5 separate regions of the Homo sapiens genome follow, and all the other regions are linked to region 4. A link is a loop called in an ENCODE intact Hi-C map of the cell type or tissue named here. Cell type or tissue: PC-3. All regions are shown on one strand. Region 1 overlaps PRKG1 (protein kinase cGMP-dependent 1). Region 2 has its middle 62 kb from the start of LNCAROD. Region 3 overlaps LOC105378305 (a long non-coding RNA gene). Region 4 has its middle 18 kb from the start of LNCAROD. Region 5 has its middle 22 kb from the start of DKK1.

Region 1 (5,000 bases), 270 kb before region 4:
AAATACCTTTTTAGAAAATAAAATGTATATGTTTCAAAATTTGATGAGCATTTACGATGTGGAATAAGCCTACTTTTTTCACAGTCTGGCAAATGGGAGAGTCCTCATTTACAGATCCCATCCAATATGTCAGCCATTCTCCTGGGTTATTAAGACACTGAGATGAATATACACCCTCCCCAAACTCTAGGATCCCCTACTCTACAAAGGAGTGTGAATACATAAGTATCCAACTTGCTGACACCCAAAAGTGCAACAGTAGCATAGAGGAAGTAAGGGTTCTGCTTGGAAGAAAAGAAAGTAATAAGATTTCAGATTACCCACCAGGATATAACTTGGGTGCACATCTCTCACTGTTCTCATTTAGCCCAAAATCCACAGCAGCATGAAAATATGCAAACAGAGAACAGTATGCTGGTGTCATTTAGATGCACAAACTTTGATATCACACATACAGTGACATCTAAGGAATCATCACCGCACTAACATTCAATTTCCTTACCTATAAGATGGAGGTCATAGATAAACACATCTCAGACTTTGGAGCGAGATTGAGAGTATGTATGTATAGCACTTTGTGTAGTAGCTAGCATGCAGTAAGTACAATTACTCTTGGAAATTATTTTTATTTTCTAAAGAAATAGTAGCTATGGCTTCACAAACAAACCATTTAAGGATTCTTTAATAGCCCTATGAGACTAGAGCATGAAGTTTGAAAGGAGTGGCTGTGAAGAAAGAGGCCAGATAAAGATTACACAGCGAAGTTCCATTAATGCCCCCCAAAGGAATTCCAACTTGATACAAATGTAATGAGGAAAGCCCAGCTAACATGACTATGTGCTTTGGAAAGTTAAATCTAGAGACAATAGGAAGAAGATATGGAGCAGGTAACCAATCAGGAGGCCTTTCACTGAGGGAACAGTTTCTGCTATGAAAGCAGTAGGCCGGTTTTATAATTTGTGGGTCATTTTGAATATTGTCACGGTTATTTATTATGTAACTTTAATATGCATTTTAAGAGTTTCTGCAATAATTCACATGATTTTTTATGTTAAAATAATGATAAAAGTTTTTTCAAAAAAAAAAAAAAATGCCAGCATGAAGATGCCATTTTGGAGAGATGTATTATTCTAAATACAAAGTCTATTTTGGGCCAGGCATGGTGGCTCATGCCTGTAATCCCTACACTTTGGGAGGTGGAGGCAGGCAGATCACCTGAGGTCAGGAGTTTGAGACCAGCCTGGCCAATGTGGTGAAACCCCATCTCTACTAAAATACAAAAATTAGCCGGGCATGGTGGTGGGCACCTGTAATCCCAGCTACTTGGGAGGCTGAGGCAGGTGAATTTCTTGAACCTGGAAGGTGGAGGTTGCAGTGAGTCAAGATCAGGCCATTGCACTCCAGCCTGGGCGACAAGAGCAAAACTCCATCTCAAAAAAAAAAAAAAAAAGTATATTTTGAAGCTGACTTGCTATAAGCATTCTATGCTATAAAGCGAGATATACAGGCATTTAGATAGTTAAAGCAACAAGAAAATAAAAGTATTTTCTTTTGTGCATCTCAGGTCAGTGTACTTTTCAATATCACCTCAATATTTTCTCTTTTCCCCATGGGAAGATGTCTGAATACACTTTGGTGGTATTCATACATTCATACATGTTTCAAAGTGAAACAATTTCCTTGTGAAAATTTCAAATCATGAATTTGGATGGATAACTTTAAAATATGAAAGGTGAAAGGAATGAAAATATATTAATATACATTTTTATAATAGTAATGTTAGAAACATAACTTTTGGTTTTGATCTCATTCAGAATATAACTGACAAGAGGTAGATGATAAGGTAGATATTTACTAGTTGTGCTCTAAAAGTGAAAATGTCATATCTAATTGAATATCTTAAGCATAGATTATGTTTCACATGAAGAACAAAACCACAAAGGCCTAACTTGAAGGCAAACATTGTACTTTTGTGCCCTCCAGTGGCCATCTGGAGAATATACTCATCCTCATAGAATTGTTCAAGAAACATAAAGTGGCTAAGGAGACAATGGCAAAGGAAACAAGCAAACTGTACACCCAGAGACCCTGAGGCTATTACTTTCTCATAAATTTACTGAAGTAAGAAGAGAGCTAGCAGACTTGGGAGATTCTTCAGACTGCTTCCAAGAATGCAAAGGAGCTATTGGTTTGGACTACAGATGGTTCTTTTGATCATTCTTGAATATACTCTTCTTAGACACTTCTTAAACAAGGATTGCCAAGCACAGCATGGAAGCTTAAATTTTCATTTCAATCAAAAAAATTATGCATGGAACACAAGTGACACTAAGCTTCTCACTCTGGGAGAGGTATCACTTCAGTCAACAGGCTCCTGGGCTGGGGATCTTTTGGGAAACCAGCAGATAGCTACCGGAATGCCAGGGAAATAATTGCACATGGATTTTGCAAGAGACTCAAAATCAAATCACACTGGCAGAGCAAAGAGTTTTGACAATAAGACTTTAATTGAATAGTCAGAGTTAGATGGAACATCCAAAATAGAAAAATACCTGTTTATTAAAATGGACATTACCTATTTTCTCATCTTTACCTTTTAGTATTAGCTTAGCCCCAGAATTAGATGCAGTTAATACAGCCAGGTCTGCAGAGCATTGTAGATAGATTTTGATTCCTATTTTAAATGTGGCTGGAATTTCTGATGCCATTTCTTGCATGGTCCTAGAGGGAATAGAGCCTTTGGTTTTTATACAGTCATAGGTTTTGGTGCGGTTTTTTAAGATCAGTTTGTTATCTTTTTCTGAGAATTAAATGGATCAAAATGTCTCTAAATTTTAAAAATAAGTTTTGTTTAAACCCAGTGACTGCTTAACTATTTGCATAATACTTCTGAAAACTTTTTAGTTTTTCACAAATGGAAGCTTTCTTTTACTAGGCAGACAATTCTGTTTAATAAGTGAGTTCAGCTCCTGCACCACCGTGAATTTAATAGCCTGGAGATCCTGTTTCACTTTCTGAGAGAACAGATCCTATAAATTGCATTCTATGTGCCATTCCACTTCCTGTCTGATGGTGATGCGGAAAAACAGCTGTTGTGTGGGAACTGTTCAGAGCTGTGTTTCTCAAACCACAGGTCATGGAAGGGTGGTTAAGTAGGCCCTGTTTCCCTTTCTTCCAAAATAGCACCCAAGGCTCTTCTGACCTTGCCTCCTTCCACCTCTTAGTTGTAAGCCTACTAAGGAGTAAGTTTATCCTACTTCCTTTTGTTGTGTTTATTTTTAATTGGGGAGGAATAAGTACATATCCTGGGAGAGGCTAGAGTTATCCTGAGAGATGTGCGGGGTAAATATACATATACACACACACGTACACATTTATATATCTATCTATCTATATATATATATACACATATACACACACACACACTTATATATGTATAAGTAGAGTTCTCTCTTTTTTAGATTAGTGTCAAATGAATCTCATAGTCTAGGAACTAAAGCAAACCACATCACTCTAATTTTAGTACACCCTACCGTCAAACAATATTTTCACCCTGTCTTCAAATGGTACATAGAGAGATTTAGATTTAATTATTCAATATGGAATAATAGAAACTACAAGCAAGCATTAACCCAGGTTTACAGTTACTCAAATAGCAAGGATTAAACAATATACAATGGGTTGACAAATGTGCTGTCTCCTACTGGATAGGAGACAATGGAAACAAGTTTCATTGGTGGCTTGGGCAACTGATGCAAATGTACTAGCTGGGAGATAAATCAGACCTCAGCCCTGTTGGTAGTATAGACATCATCACAAAGGATATTTTAATAATGACACTGTGGCTAGCCTTTCTTTTCCTTCCTCCGTTACTCTCTACTTATAATTTGCATAATAAATGAAACTCCTATTTTATCTCTCATTCCAATGGCTTCTCTTAGGAAATTAATGGTTTAGAAAAATAGCTTACAGCTGGGAGCCGTGGCTCACACCTGTAATCTCAGCACTTTGGGAGGCCGAGGCAGGTGGTTCACAAGGTCAGGAGTTCAAGACCAGCCTGACCAACATGGTGAAACCCTGTCTCTACTAAAAATACAAAAATTAGCTGGGCGTGGTGGCACACGTCTGTAATCCCAGCTACTCAGGAGGCTGAGGCAGGAAAATCACCTGAACCTGGGAGGCAGAGGTTACAGTGAGCCTAGATCACCCACTGCACGCTAGCCTGGGTGACAAAGCGAGACTCCATCTCAAAAAAAAAAAAAAAAGAAAAATAGGTTACAGTTTTTTTTTTGGTTTTGGGGGAGTGGGTAAAAACAGAATGAACTAAGGCGTCTTAACAGCTGACATCCATCAAAGGGGCTGCTCTTTTGCCTGGCATTGAGGTAGCAAGCACAAGGCCATATAGAGAGACAGAATCCAAGAAATTCTCATAAAAAGCAATTAGATGACAACAGAAGGGACAAGCAGAAATTATTAAATGTTTTTAGGCTTCTGGTTAAAAAAGATATTTTAAAACCTTATCAAGTATGACCCAATTTCTTTTTGATTCAACATAAACTTACCCAACTGTATGAATAGTCGCAATACAAAATTTTGGTTCACAACAGCCAAGGCAGTATTCTCCAACCTGAATAGAAGTCTTAACTTCTAAACAATTTAGACTTTTAAAAATTATATAAATTCTACACTCATTACTTTAGAAAATTGTGTTGCAAAAATCAGTGTTTATTCTGGATTCTTAAATTAAAAATTTATAGGGATTAGGATACTTTTTCAAGGTAAATTTCCCTTTTGATACCTTCAAAGTGTTTGATGAGCAAAAGAGCCATTAATGTTTTCAGGGCCTCCCATGAAATGAAATTAGTGTTTATGAGTCTTATCTTCATTAATTAATATTTTAAACTAAACTGTTTAACCATAATATAATGTTAATAATTTTTCTGAAACAAAATATAAGAGAATATTATGACCAGTTTCTGTGTTGAACCAAAGCTAAATTC
Region 2 (5,000 bases), 80 kb before region 4:
CCCCTCTTTCCTACTTGTATGCTTTTATTTCTTTCCCTTGCCTGATTGCTCTGATTAGGATTTCCAGTACTATGTTGAATAAAAGCAGTGAGAGTGGGCATCCTTGTATTGTTCTTGTTCTCTAGGGGAATGCTTCCAGCTTTTGCCTGTTTGGTATGATATTGGCTGTGGATTTGTCACAGATGCCTCTTTTTATTTTGAGGTACGTATCTTTGACACCTAGTTTGTTGATGGTTTTTAGCACGGACTGGACGTTAAATTTTATCAAAAGCCTTTTCTGTGTCTATTAAGATGATCGTGTGGTTTTTGCTTTTTGTTCTGTTTATGTGATTAATCACATTTATTGATTTGCATATGTTGAACCAACCTTGCATCCCAGGAATAAAGTATACCTGATTGTGGTGGATTAGCTTTTTGATGTGTTGTTAGGTTTAGTTTGTTAGTATTTTGTTGAGGATTTTTGCATCTATGTGCAGCAAGGATATTGGCCTGAAGTTTGCGTGCATGTGTGTATGTGTGTGTGTGTGTCTGCCAGATTTTGCTATCATAATGATGCGGGCTTCACAGAATGAGAGAGGAAGGAATCCCTGCTTCTCAATTTTTTGGAGTAGTTTCAGTAGGATTGGTACTAGCTCTTCTTTATACATCTGGTAGAATTTAGCTGTGAAACTGTCTGGTCCGGGGATTTTTTCTGGTTGGTAGGCTTTTTATTACTGATTCAATTTTGGAACTCACTATTGGTCTGTTCAGGGTTTCTATTTCTTCCTGGTTCAATCTTTGGAGGTTGTATATTTCCAGGAATTTATCAATTTCTTCCAGGTTTTCTAGTTTGTGTGCATAAAAGTGTTCATAATGGTTTATGAGGGTTTTTGTATTTCTGTAGGGTTGGTAATTTTATTCACTATTCTAAATCTTTAAATCCTGAATATGTGGCCAGTTCTAAGGATCTCACTCTGTTGCCCAGGCTGGAGTGCAGTGGCACAATCACAGCTCACTGAAGCCTTGACCTTTCCAGGTCCAAGAGACCCTCGCACCTCAGCCTCCTGGGTTGCTGGGACTACAGGCACGCACCGCCACACCTGGCTAGTTTTTTAATTTTTTTGTAGAGGTGGGGTTTCACCATGTCACCCAGGCTGGTCTTGAACTCCTGGGCTCAAGCAATCTGCCCACCTCAACCTCCCAAAGTGCTGGGATTGCAGGCATGAGCCACTGCGCCGGCCTATTTATATTCTTAATGTGTGTTTTCTTTTTAGCTTTCCTCATTACATGAAGTGTTGGACATACTCTCAGTTAATTGCTAGAAGAAATGTTATTATTGGACATGAAGTACAGTAACAGCTCATTTATCTGGTAAATTTGGCTACTTAGAAGGAAGCAGAAAAGGCCTCCGTGCAGCTAAAACAGCCCTCAATTATAACTTATCTATAGCTTCCTTTTGGGTTCTTGCTTAGGTCTTAATTTCCATCTTTCATTCCTTTTCCTCTGTGCATACCTTGTGTATTTCCTTCTTTTCTTCTCTCTTTTATCAAACACTTATTGAGTGCTTATAAAGATGTGAGCATTGTGCTAAGGGTTGAGGAGACAGTGATGAACTAATCTGAATATAATCTCTGCTTGTATGGAACCAGTAGTCTAGTGGGAAGGTAGAATGTTAATTGAATTATTGTGTTAGGAAATGTTTAAAAAACATGTGAGGCAAGTGTTCTGAAAAAACTAAGTGGGGCTGGGCACGGTGAGTCACACCTGTAATCACAGCACTTTGGGAGGTCAAGGAGGGTGGATCAAGAGGTCAAGAGATCGAGACCATCCTGGCCAACATGGTGAAACCCCATGTCTACTAAAAATACAAAAAATTAGCCAGGCATGGTAGCGGGTGCCTGTAGTCCCAGCTACTCAGGAGGCTGAGGCAGGAGAATCACTTGAACCCGGGAGGCGGAGGTTGCAGTGAGCCAAGACTGCGCCACTGCACTCCAGCCTGGCAACACAGTGAGACTCCATCTCAAAAAAAAAAAAAAAAAAACTAAATGGTCATGTAGCATAAAAGTTAAGGGGGCAGGGCTTTTAATTGCCTTTATTTAAATCACACTCCCAGTTCTTCTTTGTTTTGTGACTTTATACTACCTACCAGCCCTTTTGTGCCTCATTTTCTTCATTTGTGCTACAGTTTGAATAGTTTCCCTCCAAAATCCAGGTGTTGCCAATGTGATCGTATTAAGAGGTCGGTCTTTAATAAGTGAATAGGCCATGCGAGCTTCCTCCTGGTTAATGAGATTAAGGCCCTTAGAAAAGATGCTTCCTGCAGCATTTAGTTAGCTTGCCCTTCTGCGAAAGCATGAAGGATGTAGGAAGAAGGCCCTCACTAGACCAAATGCCGGCACCTTGATCTTGGACTTCCCACCTTCCAAACTGTGAAAAATAAATTCCTGGTTTTTAATGAATTACCCATTCTCAAGTTTTATGTTAAAGCAGTACAAATGGCCTAAAACGGGAATGATATGGTCTGTAAAATAAGGTTTATGTGAGGATTAAATAGATTATGTGAGGATTACATAGATTAATACAGGTAAATGCTTAGAAGAGAGCTTGTTGTGTAGTAGCTCAGTAAAGATACTTAACAAGGGGATTTGACTTTGATGTAGGTCTGGAAAGTCCTTCCTAAGAAAGTAAGGAGGGAGCTGAGGCCTTTGGCACATGCCCCTCCTCCAGGTTCACAGCAGATCAAAGGAAACTGGCTGACGATTCTTTTCTTTTAGCAATTAATTTCTTAGTCCATAGAGTAATAGCTAACAACAGGAGAAGAGAGATACACTATACAAATTAAACACATGAGTTAGAAAACATAGAAAGTCCTGAGTAACTTTATGTAATATGGCAAATACTGTTATTAGCCCTGCAGGCATCACTGACATAATAGAATAAATATTGTCTTGGTAGTATGCATTTAGTTACAAGTGACAGACAACCCAGCTCAAATAATGTTGCCTGATGCAAGTTGGAAATCCAAAAGGGAAACTTCCTGGATTTTTTAATTTAGCAACTCTATGATGGCATCACAGGCTCGTTATGTTTGTTCTGTTCTGTATTCTAGTTTTGTAACAGGCACTGTACTAAGGCAGTTTCATCTGGTGACTCTTGTGGTTAAACCATGGCTGCTAAGTTTATGGGACATCATCAACCATTTGCATAAAGACTTAGATTTTTTTTTTTAATTAGATGTCCCTAGCAAATACCTTTTGCAGTCTCATGGGCCTAAATGGAATAGAGAAGCCCACTTGTGAAACAATAAATGTGGTCATAGCAAAGTACAATACATAGTACCTTAGACACATCCCCTCCAATTTCAAATGCCAAGGAAGGTGGGATTAGGAGGTACAACCTCCCAAACCTGAAGTCTTCACTAACAGATGGAGTAAATACATTTTAATGGATACATCTGCAGTGTCCATCACACTAATGCTCAAAACGATTATTCTAAATTATATAAATAAATGACAGTAAGTACAATTTAGGAATAAAATCCTTGAATTTCTTAAAATTCAGCTTAAATGAGAAAAGCTTTTAGTCAGATATTTGCATACGTGGAATGTTTCATTTCCTGTCAATGCCTCATTGACATGTCTCATTGTTCATAATTGAGTTTCATTGAGAAATTCCTGGGATTATTCTGGCCAATAAACCAGTTTCATGAGATGATATCTGAAACAGTGACAATGATGTTCTTTTGTGTCTTGTCTAGTTATTCATAAAAATAGCATGACATTAGTGGCCTCAAAACCTTAAATTATGGCAATTGCCCCTTCTGGTATAATCTTGACTTTATAGCCCATGATATTTGGCTAAATTGAATTAAATAGAATAACTATCAGTTTTGGGGAAAGTCTGACAAACTGAACATAAATAGGACAAAAGCATATATAGGTTCAAAGTAAGAGTTACTGGTATCTTCTCTTTGCCTTTTAAAATGGATTTGAAGTTAACTGTGCATTTGGTGAAAATATTTGCAACAGGAGTAAAGTGTTATAAAAAGGCAGGATTATTTAAGAGAGAAAATAGATAACTAGCAAGGGATAAAAATATTTTGGGGTCATGGGGGATCCATTTAAAAGCAAATTTGCAATTGCTGTAAATGTCTCTTTGGTGGCCAGCATTCCACAAATGCTGCACAGAAACACACTCATTTTCAATGTTCCACAGTTCCAGAGTTATTTTAAAAAGATACTTTCTCAACACATGAAGAAGCTTAAAGTTACAGCATCAGGAAAATATCCTTGGTAGATCCATGTGTTTATCATTTACTTTAGAAATATTTGTGCCTACAGTTTTGTCTTTGAGAGCTGTATTTAGGTGGTCCTGACTGGGCATTCTATATCTATGGGAGATTTTAATTTTCTGGGGAAAACTTTCACAAACATTGAAGTTAACCCAATGTTTCTGCCTTGCACTTAATTGAGATATTTTGGGAATGAGCAGTCAGAATATTTTATTTTATAAGTGGCATAACATAATTAAAACTAAAAATGGAAAGTCAAACTATAAGAATTTATCGCCCCCGCGCGCCAGTCCTGCCGAGCTGGCCAGCCGGCCTGGCTCCCCTCCCTGGCCCCATGGGCGGGCGGACTGCCCAGAGGAGGAGAGGAGGGGGCTGAGCCGGCCGGCGGCGGGCAAGGATGCGGAACTTCTGCGCTGCCCTTAACTGCACGCGGAAGAGCACGCAGTCCGACCTGGCCTTCTTCAAGTTCCCGCGGGACCCGGCCAGATGCCAGAAGTGGGTGGACAATTGTAGGAGAGCAGATTTAGAAGATAAAACACCTGATCAGCTAAATAAACATTATCAATTATGTGCCACACATTTTGAGACCTCTATGATCTGTAGAACTATACATTTTGCAGAGGCATCAGAAAACTAAACAATTGGTTTATTTTATTTCTCAAAACTAATTGAAGCAGATACTCGTGAAGTCATTGGGAGAGTCCTTACAGGACAGTTCTTCGAGATAATG
Region 3 (5,000 bases), 240 kb after region 4:
CACGTAAACAGGAATTCTTTCAGGTTACTTTAAAGCAGGGTAATTTGACAAGTTGTATACTTTAGTGAAATATATCTTTTTTTTTTTTTTTTTTTTTTGAGACGGAGTCTTGCTCTGTTGCCCAGGCTGGAGTGCAGTGGCACGATCTCTGCTCACTGCAAGCTCCACCTGGCTAATTTTTTGTATTTTTAGTAGAGGTGGGGTTTCACCTCATTAGCCAGGATGGTCTCGATCTCCTGACCTCGTGATCCGCCGGCCTCAGCCTCCCAAAGTGCTGGGATTACAGGCATGAGCCACCGGGCCTGGCCTGAAATATATCTTAAGATCAAATAACTGCAAACCAACACTCCCCCAAAAACCTAAGAAATGTTTTCACTGGTTATATCATTAGTAATAATTTTGTATTGTTATTTTGAAACTGGTTTTCAGTGTAGCAAGACAAAACTATAAGTAATGCTATTATCATTACATTAGGAATTAAGATTTTCATAATAAAAAGGGATATAACCATAAAATCAGGGAAGTTAACCTGAAATTTTGTATTTGTAAATTTGAACTTGAAATTATTGGTGTAAACTCATGATATATATGTTAAAAATATGCATTTCTTAGCTCTATTCACTAAGACATCCTGGACACAATGACCAATGATTATTCAGTAGCAATGAATAACATTAATGCACAGATGATTCTGGTCTTTCCATACCATTTCCCACTAAATCAAGACAAAGGTTATTGGAAAATGATTGAATCCAGTACTGGAAGAGGAAATGTACAAGATAAACTGGGAATATTTTGTGATAACAGAAAGCTACTAAAGATTACTGGGGTCATGGTCATGTGTAAAGAAATCAGGAGACAGCATGAAATGCATCCCAATAGTGAAAGATGAGACAAACTGAGAATTGGCAAGAATAACAACTGTGATAAATTAAAACTATCAAGTATTTTTAAAATCCCATGAGTTCATAATTACACCTCAAAAGCAAACAAATGAAGTCTTTAAGGAAACTTTGTAACATACTTTGAGAACCCAATCAAACTGGTTAAAAAAAGGTATGGAAGTTAAAATTGTATCCTATATTTTCTGTATGAATTTTAGCTCAAATACAATAAAATTGTAGGTAAGAAAAATTTTTCTCTTCATACAATTATCTAAGTTAATAAAAGAAGAAAGGATGATAGAATTAGCATATCACTATTTTGAAAACCCTTAATAAATTACTAGGCAAAGGCAGTAGTCATCAATGGCTGATAACAATCATAAAAAGATATAAAACTAGACACTGTTCTCCTCCCAGTAAAAGTACACAAAAACTTAGGATGTAATTCTGCCAGGAAATTAAACTTGAACCGTATCAATCCTCTAGGCTTGATAACAGTTAACTGAAAATAAAGAGAGGAAAATGCAAAATGACTTTACAGAGTTGCAATCTGCAAAAATCCAGACTGTAAGAAACTACAGGAATGCTTATCAAACTTTAACATGAACATAAATTGCCCAAGGATCTTGTAAAAATAGAGATTCTGATTTAGTAATGTAGGGTGGTGCTTGAAATTCTATATATTTGTAACAATCTCTCAGTAGTTGTCGATACTGCTGGTCCATGAACCACACTTTTGAGTAGCAAGCCTCAACGAAGTAAAATTAAGGCAAGGAAAACAAAGAGAAGTGTTCTATAAAGTAAAAGTGACTCTAGAGACATAATAATCAAGTGTAATGTGTGTACATTTTTTTCCTAGATTCATTGAACTAAGCGTGAAAAATTATGAGAAAGTGATAACTTGATATTTGAAAGTATTCTTATCGTTTTGAGATACACACACAATTTATGGCAGGATTGAATATGATGGTTAGAACTGGGTTCAAAATCATCCAGTGTATATTGGGGGACAGGGGAGAGAAAATATTGGAGAAGTGACAGGGATTATTGAGCTCATCATGTTATTTTTCTCTACTTTTTATGTTTCAAACTTTCCAAAAGAAAAACTGTTTCAACTGGCTCCGCAAAATCATTTGGCATATTTTAGTAAGATTTCAGTTGACTTTTTACGTTTCTCCTTACAGTCTTTACCAATTTGCTATGTGTATGCGAAGAGATTTTCTTGGAAGGTCTGTAGCTTTCATTATGTTTTCAAAGATGATTGAATAAACAGGAATACAACTAATAATACTTACATTCAGGAAATGACCTCCTTGGAAAACCAACAAATTGAATAAAATCGTAAATATGGTAATTTTATTAAAACACGTTTCTTGCTGCCCAGTGAACATCTTACATAGATCGCTTAGAGTGTAATATCTTAATAGAAGAGCACCCTCTGCTGTCTTGACAAGAAATATCACCACAAATGGGGAGACAATTGCATTTTCGATTTTTCCAGTAATCAGTTATGGCAAATTAAAATCAAGGTATGACAGCATAGTCAACTTTTCATTTAAACCCAGTATCATGGGGATTATGGAGATAAAATATACATGGTCTTTGTGCTTACATCTTATTTTTCTCTTCCGATTTTTCTCTCCCCTGAGGCCTTTGTGTGGAATCAATACAGTTCCTATGATTCTATAACCTGATTAAAAACACTCTCTGAGACTCTCAAAAATAATTACTCAACCTGGGCAACATAAGGAGACCCTGTCTCTGCAAATAATTAAAAAGTTAGCCAGGCGTGGTGGCTTGCATCTGTGGTCCCAGCTACTCTGAGGTGGGAGGATCACTTGAGGTTGGGAGGTCGAGGCTGCAGGGAGCCATGATCATGACACGACACTTCAGCCTGGGCAACAGAACGAGGCTCTGTATTAAAAAACAAATTACTTCCCTCAAAAAAAATTTTATATGGCAAGCATAATTTTATTTTATTTTATTTTTATTTTTGAGAGTCATTTTATTTTATTGTAGGTGTTGAGAGCTTGGGATATTTTGAAAGAAATAGTGCATTTAAAATGTAGACATTCATTCAATGAGTATTTTTTTTATTATACTTTAAGTTTTAGGGTACATGTGCACAATGTGCAGGTTAGTTACATATGTATACATGTGCCATGCTGGTGTGCTGCACCCATTAACTCGTCATTTAGCATTAGGTATATCTCCTAATGCTATCCCTCCCCCCTCCCCCCACCCCACAACAGGCCCCAGAGTGTGATGTTCCCCTTCCTGTGTCCATGTGTTCTCATTGTTCAATTCCCACCTATGAGTGAGAACATGCGGTGTTTGGTTTTTTGTCCTTGCGATAGTTTACTGAGAATGATGATTTCCAATTTCATCCATGTCCCTACAAAGTACATGAACTCATCATTTTTTATGGCAGCATAGTATTCCATGGTGTATATTTGCCACATTTTCTTAATCCAGTCTATCATTGTTGGACATTTGGGTTGGTTCCAAGTCTTTGCTACTGTGAATAGTGCCGCTATAAACATGCGTGTGCATGTGTCTTTTTAGAAGCATGATTTATAATACTTTGGGTATACACCCAGTAATGGGATGGCTAGGTCAAATGGTATTTCTAGTTCTAGATCCCTGAGGAATCACCACACTGACTTCCACAATGGTTGAACTAGTTTACAGTCCTACCAACAGTGTGAAAGTGTTCCTGTTTCTCCACATCCTCTCCAGCACCTATTGTTTCCTGACTCTTTAATGATTGCCATTCTAACTGGTGTGAGATGGTATCTCATTGTGGTTTTGATTTGCATTTCTCTGATGGCCAGTGATGGTGAGCATTTTTTCGTGTGTTTTTTGGCTGCATAAATGTCTTCTTTTGAGAAGTGTCTGTTCATGTCCTTTGCCCACTTTTTGATGGGGTTGTTTGTTTTTTCTTGTAAATTTGTTTGAGTTCATTGTAGATTCTGGATATTAGCCCTTTGTCAGATGAGTAGGTTGCGAAAATTTTCTCCCATTTTGTAGTTTGCCTGTTCACTCTGTTGGTAGTTTCTTTTGCTGTGCAGAAGCTCTTTAGTTTGATGAGATCCCGTTTGTCAATTTTGGCTTTTGTTGCCATTGCTTTTGGTGTTTTAGACATGAAGTCCTTGCCCATGCCTATGTCCTGAACGGTAATGCCTAGGTTTTCTTCTAGGGTTTTTATGGTTTTAGGTCTAACATTTAAGTCTTTAATCCATCTTGAATTAATTTTTGTATAAGGTGTAATGAAGGGATCCAGTTTCAGCTTTCTACCTATGGCTAGCCAGTTTTCCCAGCACCATTTATTAAATAGGGAATCCTTTCCCCATTGCTTGTTTTTCTCAGGTTTGTCAAAGATCAGATAGTTGTAGATATGCGGCATTATTTCTGAGGGCTCTGTTCTGTTCCATTGATCTATATCTCTGTTTTGGTACCAGTACCATGCTGTTTTGGTTACTGTAGCCTTGTAGTATAGTTTGAAGTCAGGTAGCGTGATGCCTCCAGCTTTGTTCTTTTGGCTTAGGATTAACTTGGCGATGCGGGCTCTTTTTTGGTTCCATATGAACTTTAAAGTAGTTTTTTCCAATTCTGTGAAGAAAGTCCTTGGTAGCTTGATGCGGATGGCATTGAATCTATAAATTACCTTGGGCCATTTTCATGATATTGATTCTTCCTACCCATGAGCATGGAATGTTCTTCCATTTGTTTGTATCCTCTTTTATTTCCTTGAGCAGTGGTTTGTAGTTCTCCTTGAAGAGGTCCTTCACGTCCCTTGTAAGTTGGATTCCTAGGTATTTTATTCTCTTTGAAGCAATTGTGAATGGGAGTTCACTCATGATTTGGCTCTCTGTTTGTCTGTTATTGGTGTATAAGAAAGCTTGTGATTTTTGTACATTGATTTTGTATCCTGAGACTTTGCTGAAGTTGTTTATCAGCTTAAGAAGATTTTGGGCTGAGACAATGGGGTTTTCTAGATATACAATCATGTTATCTGCAAACAGGGACAATTTGACTTCCTCTTTTCCTAATTGAATACCCTTTATTTCCTTCTCCTGCCTAATTGCCCTGGCCAGAACTTCCAACACTATGTTG
Region 4 (5,000 bases):
TTTTGTTTAGAGATTATTTTAGAGCCAACAAGCAGAAAGACAAATACAAAATGGTAGGTGGCCCAGCTAAAACAGTGGCTAATTATGGAGATTTAATGGTTGGAAAATGTATATTCTTGTCTGTACAAAGTTAAAATGTATGTGGATCATCATATATATAGCTTTCTTGAACAACATTTTTCAAACTGTGACTCCTGGTTAGGATTTTATAATAGATATGAGGGATAAAGAATTGACTCAGGTCCTGGGACTTCAGGTGGCTTGTAATCTAATCAAGAATGGAGATATGATTGATGTGAGCTAAGAACTAAGTGTTTTGGGGGAATCATATCATATTTTAAGAGAGACATTGACCAGGAGAAAAATATGTATTATTTGGGGGCATTCTAACCAGATAGTGAACAGTGTGAGAAGAAACCAACTCTGTTTAACCCAGAGAAAAATGAGGACTTAGAATGACTGGAGATATGTAAGATGCTGTCTCACCAGGCAGCACTATCTGGGAAATTATTATGCTGAATATTTTTAGAATGACAGAATTACATGGGTATGTTTCTATCATGTGCCTTTCACTCCAAACCACAGCTGATTGAGTAATGAATCAGCAGCTGAAATCTCATCAGGTTAGAAATCAAATATGCTCCCCAGATTTAAGTGCTACTAACTCATTTCCAATTGCTCTGGTCAAGTTTGCTGTTTCATGTGTCTTGGGTTGGCTTCGCTGATAAGCAGACCTAGGAGCTGGTATGCCTCAGATGTACCCTATGTTCCTGTATAGCACTTTAGCTTTAGTATTCCCTACTTTCTTCCTGTTATTAGTCCAGTATATGGGACAGGGATTCTGCTTGCTTCCATTTATTCAGGATTAACTGCCTTTTCAATTAGTTGTCTTTAAACTTGAATGTACATCAGTAAAATCTGGAGGGCTTGTTAAATCTGGAGGGCTTGTTAAATCTGGAGGGCTGGTTACTGGGCCCTACCTTCAGAGCTGCTGATTCAATAGGTCTGGAGTAAGGTTGGGAAATTTGCAGTTCCCAGTTGAAGCTGATGCTGCTGGTCTAGGGAATCACACTTTTAGAAGAACCACTGTGATTTGCCTAGACTGTCTTTGTTAATTCTCAGAGGATCCCTGTGAAATAGGAATAATTATCTCCCCATTTCACAGAAGAGAAAATAGATGTTAAAGAAAATTTATTCCAAAATACATAGGTTAGATGGGGTAGAACAGAAGGTAATCAGACTCCAGAGCCAATGGTCCTAACAGAGCATCCAGCTTACCTGGTAGCTTTGCTTGTGTTCTAGCTACTCCTCTAGAACGAGGCGGTGTCTGGAAACAACTGGCAGCCAGCATCCTTGGATCTTGCTTTGCTCTTGTTAACCTGTCTTTTCAACTTGTATCATAAATCCTCGTTTTAAAATGCCGGTACCTGAGCCATAGTTGATTCTGCTGTCATGTTGGAACTCTTGCTTAGGACTTCTTTGCTGCTGTCACCAAAGCTGCTAAGTAGCCTGGTTACTTTCCTTTGTCACCCATGGTTTTGTTGTTGTTGTTGTTGTTTTCTGGCCCTATAATTTTTCCTATTGGCTGGTTATTTGTTGAGACCTCAAGCTATCCTGAGTCAAAGTCACGCATGGCATAATGATCTGTGTCACCTTCTGTGTTTTTTCTTTGAAAAATGACATAAACTCCTTTATACCCTTTAACCCATCACAGGTGCATTTGATGCTCAGGAAGCAGGGAAAAAGAAAGAGTGAGTTTTAAAAATATGAGTGTTTCTTTAGCTTTACCCAGAGGGGAGGGTGCTTGGCTGACTGATGGCACTATCTCTGTCTATAAAATCTTACTACCACAGAATAACCCAACATATTATCATGCCTAGGTTGATACCACTGTCACTGAAGATTATTTACTAACCACTGTTAGGTTTGTAGATACATCAAATGATCTGAATTTAGATCTTAAATTCTTTTGCCCAGCTTCCAGCATATTTGTTACTCCTAAATTGTGAATAAATGAATGACTGTCTACTTTGGGGAAAATTTAATTCCCCAACATAATTAATGTGGCATAGTTAGTCATTTCTTCAGAGTAAATTAATACATTGACACCCTAATTTATAAATTATAATTTTATGATTTTGTTGGCATAAATCGGTTTCCTGGAGCCTGATTTAAGTTATTATAAATCTGCTGTGTCGAGATTCAGACTCTGCTGCTGGTAATAACCCCTTTCAACAATCTACAGCTCCATTAGAAAAACATCTAACTCTGTAGAGTAGTGAGCCTCAACTCTGGTTATACATGAGAATTTCATGAGAAGTTTTTTAAAAATATGGATGCCTGGGCCTCCTTCCAAGAAATTCTCACCCTGTTTGACTGGAATGGGGCCCGGACATTGATAAAGCTCCCCAGGCAATTGTAATGTGCAACTAGGATTGAGATCATTTTTGCTTTGTCTGAAAATGGTAGTTATGCTTAGTGTTGGGGCTGGTCAAATTTTGAAGAGAGAAGATATAAGCAACTTTATATTTGCTTTTTTCTTTCTAAAACAGATGGCTTGATAAATGCTTATTTTTCATGATAAAGAAACCCAATAGTTTTATGAACAATTTTTTTTTTTCTCAGTTTTTAAAATTCTAACCCTAGGGCCCTGAAAAACAGACAAGAAATTGTGACTCTCTTTCTCCACCTGGTGGCAGATAGTGTTATAATCTACAGAAAATAGAATAATAGGGAGAAATTATTGTAAATCTCAAAAACCCAACAAAGTAGCAGTGTTGGTCACAGGACTGACTACTGATTTCAGGTGCCTTCTCTGGCAGAGGTTAACAAATTTCTACAAGCCAGCCAGAGTACTGATCCATCAATTTCTGATATTCTTCCAAGACCCTAAGTTTTATGCTACTTTTGAATTTAAAGCTATCAACGGAGTACAACAAGAAATGCTCTTTTCTTCCCCACAGTACTTTCCTTTCTGCATGAAGGATTGCTGATTTGGCTAATGTCAGGTGGCAGTGATCTGCGGGGAAGAGGGATACAGAATGGTTAAGAATAACTGGCTGGCAGTAGTGGCTCACTCCTGTAATCCCAGCACTTTGGGAGGCCAAGGTGGGAGGATCACCTGAGGTCAGGAGTTCAAGACCAGCCTGGCCAACATGGTGAAACCCTGTCTCTATTAAAAGTACAAAAATTAGCCGGGCATGGTGGCGGGCACCTGTAATCCCAGCTACTCGAGAAGCTGAGGCAGGAGAATCACTTGAATCCGGGAGGCGGAGGTTGCAGTGAACCAAGATCACGCCACTGCACTCCAGCCTGGGCAATAATAGCAAAATTCTGTCTCCAAAAAAAAAAAAAAAAAAAAGAATAACTATCCTTTTCAGTTACTAAAAAGAACAATAAACATATTATAAAACATGCATTACCTGTGGTTAATTTCAAAATTACCAGTCTCCAATTATCAGTTACCCATTACCAGTAACCAACGTAAACTGTAATGATTCCTTTATAGAGTTTATTGCTTAAACTGTAATATGAGAGGGGAGACAATATCAGAAAGGCAGAAATGGCTATCTTTGAATGCTTAAATATTCAATTAACCACTGTATGACTTTAATTGAAGAATTTAAACTTTCTGAATCTCAGTTTCCCTGTGTGTAAAGTGGGGAGAATACTCATGTGAATTACATAGGCCAATTCCTATCCCATGGTAAATAGCCAGTAAATTAATTACTACAAATTCAAGCTATGGCAGTTGCCCATATTTGAAATGTGAGTACAACAAGAAACATAGGCTTCTAAAATTTTTATATTTTACTTTGATGTATTATATATTGATTACCTAAGAGCATGGGCCCCGAAGGTAAATTTCTATGTGCAAACCTTGGTTATTCTGCTAATTAGCCATGCGATCTTGATCATTTAAATTCTTTGTACTTCAATTTTTTTTCATCTATAAAATGGAGATACTAATTATGCTTACCTCTTTGTGTAATTACGAGCATTAAATGTGCTATTATATGTAAAATTGCTTAGAACAGGACCTAACACACAGAACATTTTTAGTAAATGTTAGTTATTATAATTGCCTTTGTTATTGTTGTTCTATGCATTGTGTTGTATTCTTTACCAAGTAGTGATAGGTTCCAAGACAGTAACATTGTTTGAAATTGTTACATAGCTTAGTAATGTAGTGAAAAGGAAACATGCTGAAAATATTGTTATATCTGAGTGTGTAAACAAAAAGAAGCCAAATTTTAAACTGCATTCTAATATAACTTTTATTCTGACAGATAGTTTAGAACTTTAGATAGTCTTTCAATAGTTTACTGTCCCTGTCTTTAGGTACAATACATGGATCTTAAACTAAAATCAGTTTTGGAATCTGTATCTGACACCTTTTTGTTTTCCCTCTCCTCCTGCTCCCTCCTTGCTTCCAATTACCTGCCGATAAATGGTTTTAAGCATAGTGGCAGGGTAAGACTGATAGCATTCTGGATGAAACAGGGATGTGTAGGCCATGAGAAACCATAACCTTATCTCACTAGTCTCTTTCTCCTTCACAAGGTTGACATTTAATCCATACTGGCTAAGAATTGAGGAAATCACTTTATATTGAATTTCTTATTGGATATCTAAATTTTTATCAAGATCAATGGCAGTAGTTGCAATTTGTTGTTGATATACTCACATTTCTTTGCCTTATGAGATCTATTTCAAATATATGTCCTTTAAATTTGTATATTTACCTAATTGAAACAAAGCATGCATATAATTATATGTCTACAGATTCCAATTTTATAATGTGGACAGAGTGAGTAAGGGCAGCAATTTTATGTGAAATTGTTTGTACATTTTGTAATAATCTCCGCATGTTCTAAAACACAGAAAAAACATAACCAAAGAAACAGTAACTGAAGAGGAAATGCATTTGTTTAATGCATTCTATTATCTTTGATTAAAACATTCCTTCCTTATGATGTGGGTAATTAAGTATTTATTCA
Region 5 (5,000 bases), 150 kb before region 4:
CCTTGCTATATTTGTGTCTACAGGCAAGTATTTTACCAATAATTCCTGTAGGCAAAAATTCTGCTTCATTATAAAATGATATATTGTTATGTAGGCCTTCCATAAGTTAAACTTTTTGTTGATATGCCTCATTTTATTTATTAATACTGATATCTTAGTTTATAAGAGATACTACTCTGGAAAGATTATAAGATGCATTTTTTTTTAAAAGAGTCCCCCAAAAGCAAACCTCTCCTAGTTTCTAAAAAGTAGTGAGGCTTTGTTATGTTTTAAAATATGCTTACTTTTGAACTTTGTTATTTATTTTACTTCACCTCCTTTTATTTTATTTTTTGTAGAGACAGGGTATCACTATGTTGCCCAAGCTAGTTTTGAACTATTGTGCCTCATTTTATTTTAATTCAGAAGCAATATATAAATATGTTTTTGTTGTAAAAAATTGAAAAAATATAGTTTGAAATTCTTTATGATTTCTTCTACCCAAAAACCTTCATTTCCCTAGTTATAACTTTTAAGCATTTAATAGCTATCCTTTCAGTACAAATGAGACAGTCTTATATTCAACGGCTCTGAATTCCTTTTAATACAGTGAATATGACTTGGAGCATTTTCAAAGTGATATATGAAAGCTTGGCCATCTCTTATGTAAAGGCTGCATGCTATTCTATAGCTCAGATGTTCCTGGGTTATTCTTCATTTCCATCTTGATTGATCATATGCATGCAATTTTGCATGTTTTCAAACAATGTGGTACTAAACATTCTTATACATTTCTTTATGTGTTCATATAAGTTTTGCTAATGGGTCTTTCACTTCAACAGGTGATACATATTGCTAATTGCCTTCCAATAGTCTCTGCCATATTATACTCCTACTATCAGTGTTTGAGCAGGTAGTCAATTCCTTGCATTTTTCCTAGTGGTAATAATACCAATCTTTAATTTTCAAAAAATGAATAGGTGAAAATAGTTCACATATTGTTTTTATTCACTTTTCATTGCTTATTAATAAAGTAAACTTTCTTTAAAGTGCTTATTGTCCATTCATATTCCTTTTCTGGAATACACAATCTTTTTCTACCAGGAACCAATACGCAGTCCTTACTATAGTATCAGATTGTCTGATGATATTTATCTAGATCTCACAATCCTATTTTTAATAATAATAGTAGCCTTCTTCAAAGAGGGCTTCCTGTTTCAGAATCACCAAAATGCTTATGTAAAGTGTAAATTCCAGAGTTTCTGGGTGAGTCATAATACCTGGGTGTGAGGACAGGAAATCTGCCTTTTAAGTAAATCCCTCAGAAAATTCTATGAACACTATGTTCATGAGGAGTAAATTAGACATGCTTTGGATTTTCTTTTTTTAAACAAAATAAAAAAGCAAAGTGAAGAATATGTTGGGTTAAAGAAGACATAAATTCTTTAGTTTCCATGGGAAAAAAACTGACACAAATTAAACTTAATGATATTCATAAGATCTCTGCAAGTGGCAAACAAGTTGGATACTTTAAAATGTACATTTAAAAATGTTATAATAGCTTACCTCCTGTAAGAGCTGCTCAAGTAATTGCTATTTGTTTTCATAATTAATAGGAACATTCTAATCTCACAGATGATCTTTCTTTTTTTTTCCAAAAAAAAAAGTTGTCTGTGCAGCATGCTCATTGCTAGCAGGATTTCCATCTATGGAAAAGAGGTCCTGGGAAGGCAGGAAGGGGCACTGAGATCTGCATCCATGATGAGATGACATGCTCTGGCCCAGACAGACAAGAAAGGAGAGCTGGGGGACATCTGCTTAGCAGAGACATCACTGAGGAACAAGAGCCAGAGGGAGTGGACAGGGGAGACAGGATGAAGCAGGAGACACTAAGAAAACATCATTACAAAGCGAAAACAAACAAACAAATAAACAAACAAGCTGGGAATGGTAGAGAAAGAAGTGGTAAGGAAAATACATTAACAGTACATTAAATATTTTCTTAATGCTAAATAGTTAGTTCCCAGGTAAATAATTTTATAATTATGGACCCTTCATTGTGATTGGGTTCTGTAATTTTTGAACACTTTTGTAACATCTGACACTTATTTGTATTTGTTTCATTTCTTGCATGACGGTTTTGTGCACTCTTGGTAAGTCATTATTTTTATTATTACAGATATTTTTACTTTATCCTAGAAATTAAACTCTGACATTTCAAAAAGTTGGAACAAGCTTTTGAAATAAAAGTGGCTTCTGATAAATGATTCACTGCTGACATTATTATAATCTTACAGTGATTTCATTTCCTAGTCCTTATTACTTTAAATGTATTTCCCAATGACTCAGGTATGATGAATGCCCTGAATATATTCAATAGAAAATATTTACTAACTGATTGTTTCGAATAAATTGTTAAGTCACCATCTTTAAGGTATTATATGAACTGTGAGAAGGCTTTAATTACTATAATCAGTATTTTTTAAAATAACTGGCACTTACAGAAATAATCTGCTGATTCTCATATTCAGCTCACCTTTAAGCTTTTATCTCCCTTCCAAAATAGGAAGCAACAACTCTTAGATATGATATAGGATACTAGAAGTATGGTTAGAAGCAGGATGTGGGCCAGGCGTGGTAGCTCACGCCTGTAATCCCAGCACTTTGGGAGGTGAAGGTAGGTGGATCACCTGAGGTCAGGAGTTTGAGACCAGCCTGGCCAACATGGAGAAACCCTGTCTCCACTAAAAATACAAAAAATTAGCCAGGCGTGGTGGCGGGTGCCTGTAATCCCAGCCACTTGGGAGGCTGAGGCAGGAGAATCGCTTGAACCCAGGAGGCAGAAGTTGCAGTGAGCCGAGATGGTGCCATTGCACTCCAGCCTGGGCAACAAGAGCAAAACTCCGTCTCAAAAAAAAAAAAAAAAGAAGCAGGTTGCAGAATGTTGCCATGAAAAAAGAGAACAAAAGAGTTTATGATTTCTCAGGATTTTTTTTGAGAAATACCACAATGAAACATATTTTTTTTTTATTGAAGAGGTCTTGTTGGTCAGGCCACACATATGCGTATAAACTTAAGGAAGTTCACAGATTATAATTGCATCCACTTATTACTTCACAGCTATAAGAATGTCTCCAAAATATGTATTGATTCTCTTACTGTTTCTTGAATTTCTATGATGTAAGTATGTTTAGTGATGACCTTGAACTTCTAATTATAGGCTGCAATCTTGATTGTTATTTGGCCTTCATTATTTGTTTATAAAATAAAAGCTGCTAAATTGCCTTCAAATGCTTCCAAGTTAAAAGCATTTTAATGGATATTACCTATTCCTGGATTTAAGGCCTAAACCAAAACTAGCTACTCTAAAATTTATTTGTTAATTCTCCCTATAATTTTTACTTTATAAGAGCTCATACTAATTCCTATATTATCGTGAAAAATAATTCTCTTCAACTAAAACCAAAGACAGTTTATGGATAACTCTTTGTTATGTAATAAAGGGAAAATAATAGGAAAAATTATAACTGTAATTAACTCCTTGTGGTCTACTCCATCTCACTAAATCGAAGAGTGAAAATTGGAACTTGGAGGAACATACAACGGTGGTAATGTAATTGGAAAATCCTCCTATATGGTGTAGCAGAATAAAACACCAGCTCAGATGTTATGGAGACACAAGTTCAAATCTTGGTTCCACTTATGGTGCTTTGTGCAGCGTTTTATTAGCTGCAAAGAAGGAGGAGGAGGAACCTACCTGGCATGATTACTGTATGGAATACATAACAATTATATAATTTAAATATCAATCTGATTACTATTTTTGCACCATAATCATGCTGATAGTGATTATAACCACTGATCATTATGGGTTTCCTATGAATAAGGTACATATAGCATTGCTTAAATTGCTGAATTGACATTTTTACATTGCATTCTTATGACTGTGCTATAAAGAAGATACTCTTTATTGGCTCCATTTTACAGATGAGGATATTGAATCTCAGAGATATCAAGCAAATTGCTCAAGCCCCACAGCATGAAAGTGGTAGAAACAGAATTCAGGTATAAGCATTGTGAGTCCAAAGACTGAGCTCTTAAGAGTTAAACTACACTGCCTCCTTTATTTAATTGCAAAGATCACAAGCATGTGCTTAACACAGCAGCTAAGCGAGAAGTTGATTAAGTGAGGAGCCTCAGCAGTGTAGGATGAATGGATGAGAGTGAAAATAATCTAAGAGGTGGAAGATCATTTAGGAGGCCATTGCAAATGCTGGAGCAGAGAGTCTGAGCTAGGAAATGAAATGATTTTAAAGACATTTTATTGAAATTGTATCGCCTTAGAGTTGGTTGGCTGCCTATGCCACAAGACTGAAGAGAATGGGTACTTAAGTCCATGGTACACTTTATTTGTACCTATCAATGTAACACCCATTGGAGAGTGCAAGGAAGGAGGCTGGAGGGAGAGGAGGAAAGAGAGGAATGGAGAGAGCTGCCAAAAGTTTAGAAAATAAAGTTCCTGCCCTTCACATGGCTTAACATTTCATTGAAGAATCAGTGGACAGAGATTGGAACATGTGAAATGATTGGAGAACAATTGAAGATCACTGGGAATTGCGTGAGACCTCGGCAAAAGGAGAAAACAAAGATAGACAGGTAAGGGGTGGGAAGCCCGGGAATTATGGAATGATAACACTAAAAAGCCCTCAAGACCTGTAATGTAATCCGCTCAGATTGTGGATCACTGAGACTGAATACCAACCAAATCCTAGGGTTTCAAAGCCTCTGCCTGCCTTGTCTCTAGTATCTTCTCTTCCCTGCTTTGCCTTTTGACCTACCATAGTCTGTTCACAAACACAAATTAATTTTATCACTGTTTGAAGAAACCTCTGGGTAAAACAAGCTTTTTGTTTTAAAATGATCCAGCTGCTTGGCATTTTGAAGGCTGCTTTAGTGTTTTCCAGGTGTACTCTGTATTGGCAGACCATCGCCAGTGAGGCTCTTTGAGAATCACCAGAGGA

The links. A loop is a pair of places that touch in the nucleus more often than their neighbours do. Peaks named below come from ENCODE experiments on the same cell type or tissue, not always from the same donor. Only the 100,000 strongest peaks of a DNase experiment are listed, where the experiment ranks them.
Region 1: it touches region 4 in a loop (14-fold over the local background); 3 of 110 quality-filtered maps call a loop at or near these places.
Region 2: a loop joins it to region 4, with 4 times the contacts of the local background. A loop is called at or near these places in 2 of 110 quality-filtered maps.
Region 3: it touches region 4 in a loop (8-fold over the local background); 6 of 110 quality-filtered maps call a loop at or near these places.
Region 5: a loop joins it to region 4, with 2.6 times the contacts of the local background. A loop is called at or near these places in 5 of 110 quality-filtered maps.

The regions. Positions count from the first base shown.
Region 1 is chr10:52,213,962-52,218,961 of GRCh38, forward strand. The region is part of intron 9 of PRKG1 (protein kinase cGMP-dependent 1); the gene reads left to right. The region is part of intron 1 of LOC124902425 (a long non-coding RNA gene); the gene reads right to left. Among named protein-coding and RNA genes, the nearest start is that of PRKG1-AS1, 98 kb to the right of the region's middle. In PC-3, CTCF peaks have their summits at 1,972 (motif pointing left) and 2,177; DNase peaks (open chromatin) are centred at 1,990 and 3,080; H3K4me3 peaks cover 387 bases; H3K27ac peaks cover 2,002 bases.
Region 2 is chr10:52,406,468-52,411,467 of GRCh38, forward strand. It overlaps the pseudogene THAP12P3. Among named protein-coding and RNA genes, the nearest start is that of LNCAROD, 62 kb to the right of the region's middle. In PC-3, no CTCF peak of the experiment used is centred here; DNase peaks (open chromatin) are centred at 2,934 and 3,644; H3K27ac peaks cover 1,056 bases.
Region 3 is chr10:52,727,385-52,732,384 of GRCh38, forward strand. The region is part of intron 1 of LOC105378305 (a long non-coding RNA gene); the gene reads right to left. Among named protein-coding and RNA genes, the nearest start is that of MBL2, 43 kb to the right of the region's middle. In PC-3, a CTCF peak has its summit at 2,321 (motif pointing left); a DNase peak (open chromatin) is centred at 2,317; H3K4me3 peaks cover 812 bases.
Region 4 is chr10:52,486,400-52,491,399 of GRCh38, forward strand. No RefSeq gene overlaps it. Among named protein-coding and RNA genes, the nearest start is that of LNCAROD, 18 kb to the left of the region's middle. In PC-3, a CTCF peak has its summit at 2,684 (motif pointing left); DNase peaks (open chromatin) are centred at 592, 2,392 and 2,682; H3K4me3 peaks cover 946 bases; H3K27ac peaks cover 4,180 bases.
Region 5 is chr10:52,333,528-52,338,527 of GRCh38, forward strand. No RefSeq gene overlaps it. Among named protein-coding and RNA genes, the nearest start is that of DKK1, 22 kb to the left of the region's middle. In PC-3, no CTCF peak of the experiment used is centred here; DNase peaks (open chromatin) are centred at 1,244 and 2,334; H3K4me3 peaks cover 1,000 bases; H3K27ac peaks cover 3,374 bases.